Regions from separate parts of the Homo sapiens genome. Here region 1 is linked to region 2. Evidence: chromatin contacts called from ENCODE Hi-C data. All regions are on one chromosome and are shown on one strand. Each heading gives the region's core, a stretch centred on a gene start or an enhancer-like site at or near the end of the contact. The rest is flanking DNA. Distances are from core to core; before and after follow the strand shown.

Region 1 (2,700 bases), core at 18-2,517, 96 kb before region 2:
ACTGGTCCAGAAAGTATCCATGAAAATTAACATCCTCCCCCAGAGAGAAAAAGACATGTTAGGAAGCAAGATTAACAAACCTTTGTGTCGTTCAAAAATTAATCAACACACAGTTTAAACTCACATCAAAATAAAAAAATTTTTAAGCACCTTTCCTAGAAACTCAGGCCAGAGGATAGGGAAGAGATTTTTCTTTCATTTTCTTTCTCTGAAATCAGTCATTTGAAATCAGATGACTGATTTCAGAACAACTACTGAGTGTTGAACAATAAGACATTCAAAGACCAAAACTAGAGAGTCATTTTTTTCAGCACAACACCCTCGGGTAGCTGTTCGCTGTCTCTGGCAGACAAAATTATTTTCCAGTGGCTCCTGGAGGACCATCTATAAACAAATTAGAAATTTCAAAGGGTTTGTTTTCTGCCTTCTGGCTGCCAGTAGGAGCCATTCCCTTTGTGTCCTTCATATGAAAAAGTAATTTAACAAAGAAAAAAAGAGAGAGAGCTCCTTGGCTCAAAACAGACAAGCAAGTACACCTCCTTCCCCGCCCTTCTGTGTTTCCCCTCTGTCCATTGTCACGTTTGGTCAGTTTTCTGTCAAAACAACTTTTATTGTACGCAGCTTTCAGTCCTGCAGAGCTCCAGGAGCTTGGGAGACAAGCCATTTTCCTACAGCAATTTCATCAATAAGAAAAAAATGGAAAATGAGTACTGATTTATGGCTGATTCTTCATAACAAATAGCAGCAGCCAGTAAACGCCCACCCAGCTATGTAGGAAGGAAAAGTTAAGTGCGTCCATCCCCACCCAGTTCAGATGCAGACCCAAGCAAGTACAGCCTCAAAACAAAAGAGAGCTTTCTAAGCATTTCACAACAGCTTGTCAAGTAATGCACAAGGACATATTTCAAAGGAAAGAAAAAAATCAATTCTGCCGCATACTAACTCAGAGCTGGAGTGAGGCTTAATATCTACTAAAAAAAAAAAACCGTTATTCCCCAAAATATCCACCAGTATATAGGTATAAGAAATGTGTTATGCTCCACATGAGGACATTAGCACAATTGCTCCCAGGTTCCTGATAAGGAAACTGAGACCTGAACAGTAGGGAGAATATGTCTATAGTGCCATGGCAAACTGTCTTGAAGACAGGACCAGCAGGCCAGGGGCACTGCTCTCTGTGTTATGTGCTCTAAAGTCAACATATGGAGAATAAGAGGCTTTCCTGAGTTTTTGGCATGAAAAGTCCATTTTCTCATTATTATCTTAGTTTTCATTCTCTGGGATTGATTTGGGGCTTGGCTGGCAGTCAAGAGCTGAAGAACAGGAGGTTCACAAACACAGCTATTTCTAGTATGCTGATACTCTCTACTAATCATGGTTTAAGTGGCATGCCAAATCTAGACTTTGCTTTCTTGGGCCCCATTCAGAGGTTTGCACTTTGAGGTGAAAAGGTCTTAAAAGCCTTCCTAGCACACTGCATTTCATTTAAGGACATTCTTGGCTCGGGAAATCCAATTTGAAGCTATTGGTAGTATGCCAATAAAAAAAAATTACTATGTGGCCTTAATTCAGTTCTGGACATTTTTTAGAAACATAGTTTGGCATGCCTTTATTTTCTAATTCTATGTCTGTAAAATCTCTGGATTCTGTGGGTAGATTTCTAGCAGCAATTCCAGGCTTGGGGTCAAGAAAAGAATGAAAAAATGACCTTTAGGAGTAAAGGCTTCAAGAGTCAGAGCCCACGTCCAGCGTGCACTGTGTGCATGCATGTGTGTATGCGTGTGCCTGTTGCTGCGGGAGGCGGAGGTGAGCATGGGGTAGAGCGCTAGTGAACGAAGTGCTGTAGCACAGAAATGTGATGCTCCAGTTTGGCTAAGGTTCAAATACAACTTCACTCTAGAGCCCTGATTAAGCAAATGTTTAGAACAATATTCAAGTCATAAGCATCAAAAAAAAAACAATCATTTTCCCACTGCCCAGTTGAAATACTTTAACTCACCCTCAAACATGTGCCCTCCATACATGCTCCCAAATGCATGTCTAGGAGCCAGCTAAGAAACAAATATTTAAAATTAACTTACTTTTTGAAATAGCATTCACAGAAAATGTATTCCTCATCTGTTTCCCATGAATGAGATGAATCCATCCTTTTCTGCATGTGTTAAAGTAAAGCATAATCTTGAAAGTAGAGAAAAGGAATCAGTTTTCAATGAAAGTATTTATAGTACTTGGGCTGAAATAATTGACCTAGGTTCAAATGACTAATAGAGAACAGACAAATATTTCTTCCCTTCCCCCAATAACGTAAAAGAATACAGTATTATGGTGAAGACAAGATTTAATAAGCCCAAACACATGTATTCTAAGGAAGATGAAATGTAAGTCACAGAGGGAGTCTTGGTAGTATATTCAATACCATACAGCCATTTTACAAATTGTTTATTTCCTTTACCAGATGGACCCTTTTAAATTTCCTCTCTGTGTACCTTAGTCCTAATGGAAAACCCACCTGAATTGCTTCAACGTCTGCACAGCCCTTTCTGGGACCCTGGCTGGCGCAGCGCATGCAGAGTTAACGCCAACCTTGAGCAGCTCTCTCTGCCCTGAGTAAGGTTATTAAACAGGAACATTTGACTCACAATTTGTTCTCCTCATGTTAAGTAGATTGCAATAACTCAGCTGTCCAGGATCTGTTTATCA
Region 2 (2,700 bases), core at 43-2,542:
GAGGATGGCTGGCTACACTGGAGGCAGGAGGCTGATGGTTCAGTGATGTCTTTGATCCCTACATCTATATTACTGCATTGTTCCACTCACTGGAATAAGAACTTTGATTCCTATTTAAACCAGGGCTTTAGAGGATATTTAAAAGAAATAATGGGAATTCCCAACATGGAAACATTACTTTTTACTGAAAGCACAGTTCACAGACAGGGGGATAAAAGGAAGTTAGATCTGATTCCTGAGTGTCCTACCTATTTACATTTTGGAATCCAGTAATGTAAGTACATTTATGCTTGTGTTTAAAATATGAGCATAGAAACAACACCTAGAAAACACATGTATTTAAATCTAAGTTGAAGATAAGATGGAATTTATTGGAGGGCAACAGCAGTGACCAAAAAAAAAAAAGCAAGAGACCAATTCAACACATTAGACCTGGTCAAATAACTACCTCACGCGCAGCTACAATTACCTGAACGCCAACAACAAAATGCTGTGACGATTCAGTCTTCATCATAATTACTCATCTTCTATAGACGATACAGTCTTAAAGCATAGGAAAGAATGTATGTACAAAGAAGCACGGAAAATGACACGGTGTAGAAGATGATGACTACTCCAGTGAATGCCATAGGTGGAGCCAATTTTCTAACTGGAGTAAAATGAACTAAATTCAGAATCAAATTGAAATGTAGAGGAATATTTATTTTTCTCACCTTAATGCTTTCCTTTAAGCAGGTTTAGTTTTCATTCATTTCACTGATCTAAGGTTAATAAATTCATTATTTCAGCACCCTATGAAGAAGAAACACATCTTTTTTTTTAATTATTCTTCCTCAATAAAAGCATATCTGGAATCCTATTTTCTGAGTGAGCTGGCACACGGGGTGGGGGAGGGGAAAACTGGGAGTGTGTTGGGGAAAGCGAGGGCAGGAGGGATGACAAATCTGACCCTACCCGACAGTGCTGCCTGTCCTGTAGCATCCCAACCCTTACAGTGGTCACCCATGTGTAGTTAATCAGATTAAAAGCCTCTGAGAAACCCCTTTGAATCTCTGTCAAACAAAGACATGGAATAAACAAGAAAAAGCAGGAAGGTTATAATGCTGCACGTGGGTTAGTAATAGAAGCAAATGCAAACGCCCAGGTACCTCAGAGACTTACCCGTACCTGTCAGGGGTCTGAAAGATTTCCTGTGGCCCTGGCAGTCTGGATTTAAGGCAGGCTTAGGGGAATTAGTAAACAAAACACAGCTGAGGGTCTTTTGCCATAAACTGAACAACCAAGGAAATGAAAGTAAGGCCACGGCAAAGTTGTCTCAGCGGTGTCACTGGCTGCCATGGGGCAGCCCTGCGGTGGAAGGGCCTGACCGGCCCGGGCCAGGGTGACATCTCGGGATGTGATCTGAGCCGTCCTTGTGTGCAGATCCATGTGTTTGGAGAACAGGGTCTGTCTGTTATGTGAACACAGAGGGCATTGAGCCCAAAGCCTCATATACATTAAAAATATAATGAGAGAGATTTTTATCTTCCATGAATATTTAATTCTTCTGAAAGCCAACCATCTGCATATCACAATGCCCCGATGCATGTGTGTGATTTTCTCTGTTGTCTTTCAAAATAAAGCAGACCATTTCACTCTTCCTGTGATGCCTTGAAAGTTGCTTAAATGTGCATTGATCACTTTGATCTAATGAGTGTGTGTATTTTAAAACAAAGTCAGCACTGTTGCTCTAATCTATTTGTGTGAAGGAAACAGAACAATGGGGGGAAACCAGGTCGGGTTTCATCGTTTTCCTGGTGGCCTGTATCACAATTCACTGCCGTTTTGAATGCTGTTTAATTTTTGCTGATGTCTTTTTATCTTAGGCTTCATGTGAATTTAAAAAGAGTTTCATTGATATGCAACCTACTGTGTATTATGATATCCTGCCTGCCCTGTTGCACTGTGGAAGCCTGCAGCTGCCTGAAGCCTAATTATGCATGCATGCATGCCAAGCCCAGATGCTCGGCCAAGAGTGCCTCAACCGACTACAGTTTCTCACTTGTTTTTGTTTGAATTATAATTGGGCAGATCTATATTTCTCAACCCATCTTGTAGCTTCAGCATGCTCCTCTTTGCCTCTGTTGCTACCTCTGCTTGAGTCAGCTTCTTCATGAAGGAGTCCCTTGCCAATCTGAAGTGCCTCTGAGATCTGAGAAGGGTCATTCATGGGTTTGACAAATCCTTTTACCTACACCGCATTTTAAAAGGTACAAAAATGACCCTAGCCCCAATCAGATTTCCTCCAGATGGTTGGTAGCTTAAAAAAAAAAAAAAAAGAATAGTTAACTAGAAGCTGGCATCTGGGTAGAAACAAAGAAGGCTTAGAGCCAGGCATCTACAATGGAGAGGAATATCAGAACTAAAGCTTTACACCTGCTGAAGGAAGGTAATGGAGACTAGCAAAAACAGATTTGTTAAGCATGTGCATTCACTATTCAGAGAGCCTTTTGTGAACTGTTTTCCAGGCTACCTACGGGACCTCAGTCTTCAAGAATAACAAAGCCTCATCTGAGAGTGTGAAACTGGGTATGGCATCGCACTAAATGTGGTGTTACTCTGAGTCACCCTTCATCTGGAGATGTACACATAGAGTAACCCTCTCATATAGGATGGCAGCTGCTAGTTATAGTACTTATTTCTTTTTTTTACAACTTTAAA

The links. Hi-C counts contacts between places; a loop is a spot of excess contacts on that map. Pooled maps may share reads with other maps.
Region 1: a loop to region 2 is called in a pooled map, with 2.6 times the contacts of the local background. The contact joins the enhancer-like site here to the promoter of LINC01170 in region 2. A Hi-C loop is called at or near these places in 1 of 168 maps with a recorded cell type or tissue (gastrocnemius medialis) and 1 of 50 pooled maps.

The regions. Positions count from the first base shown.
Region 1 is chr5:124,340,949-124,343,648 of GRCh38, forward strand. All of the region lies in intron 4 of LINC01170 (long intergenic non-protein coding RNA 1170), which reads right to left. Among named protein-coding and RNA genes, the nearest start is that of LINC01170, 96 kb to the right of the region's middle. Within about 2 kb of position 1,268, at least 7 of the 41 ENCODE cell types and tissues checked have a DNase peak (open chromatin) inside an H3K27ac peak, as active enhancers do.
Region 2 is chr5:124,437,228-124,439,927 of GRCh38, forward strand. It overlaps LINC01170 (long intergenic non-protein coding RNA 1170), which reads right to left and starts at 1,293. Exons shown (of 6, transcript NR_125774.1): 1 at 1,168-1,293; 2 at 470-649.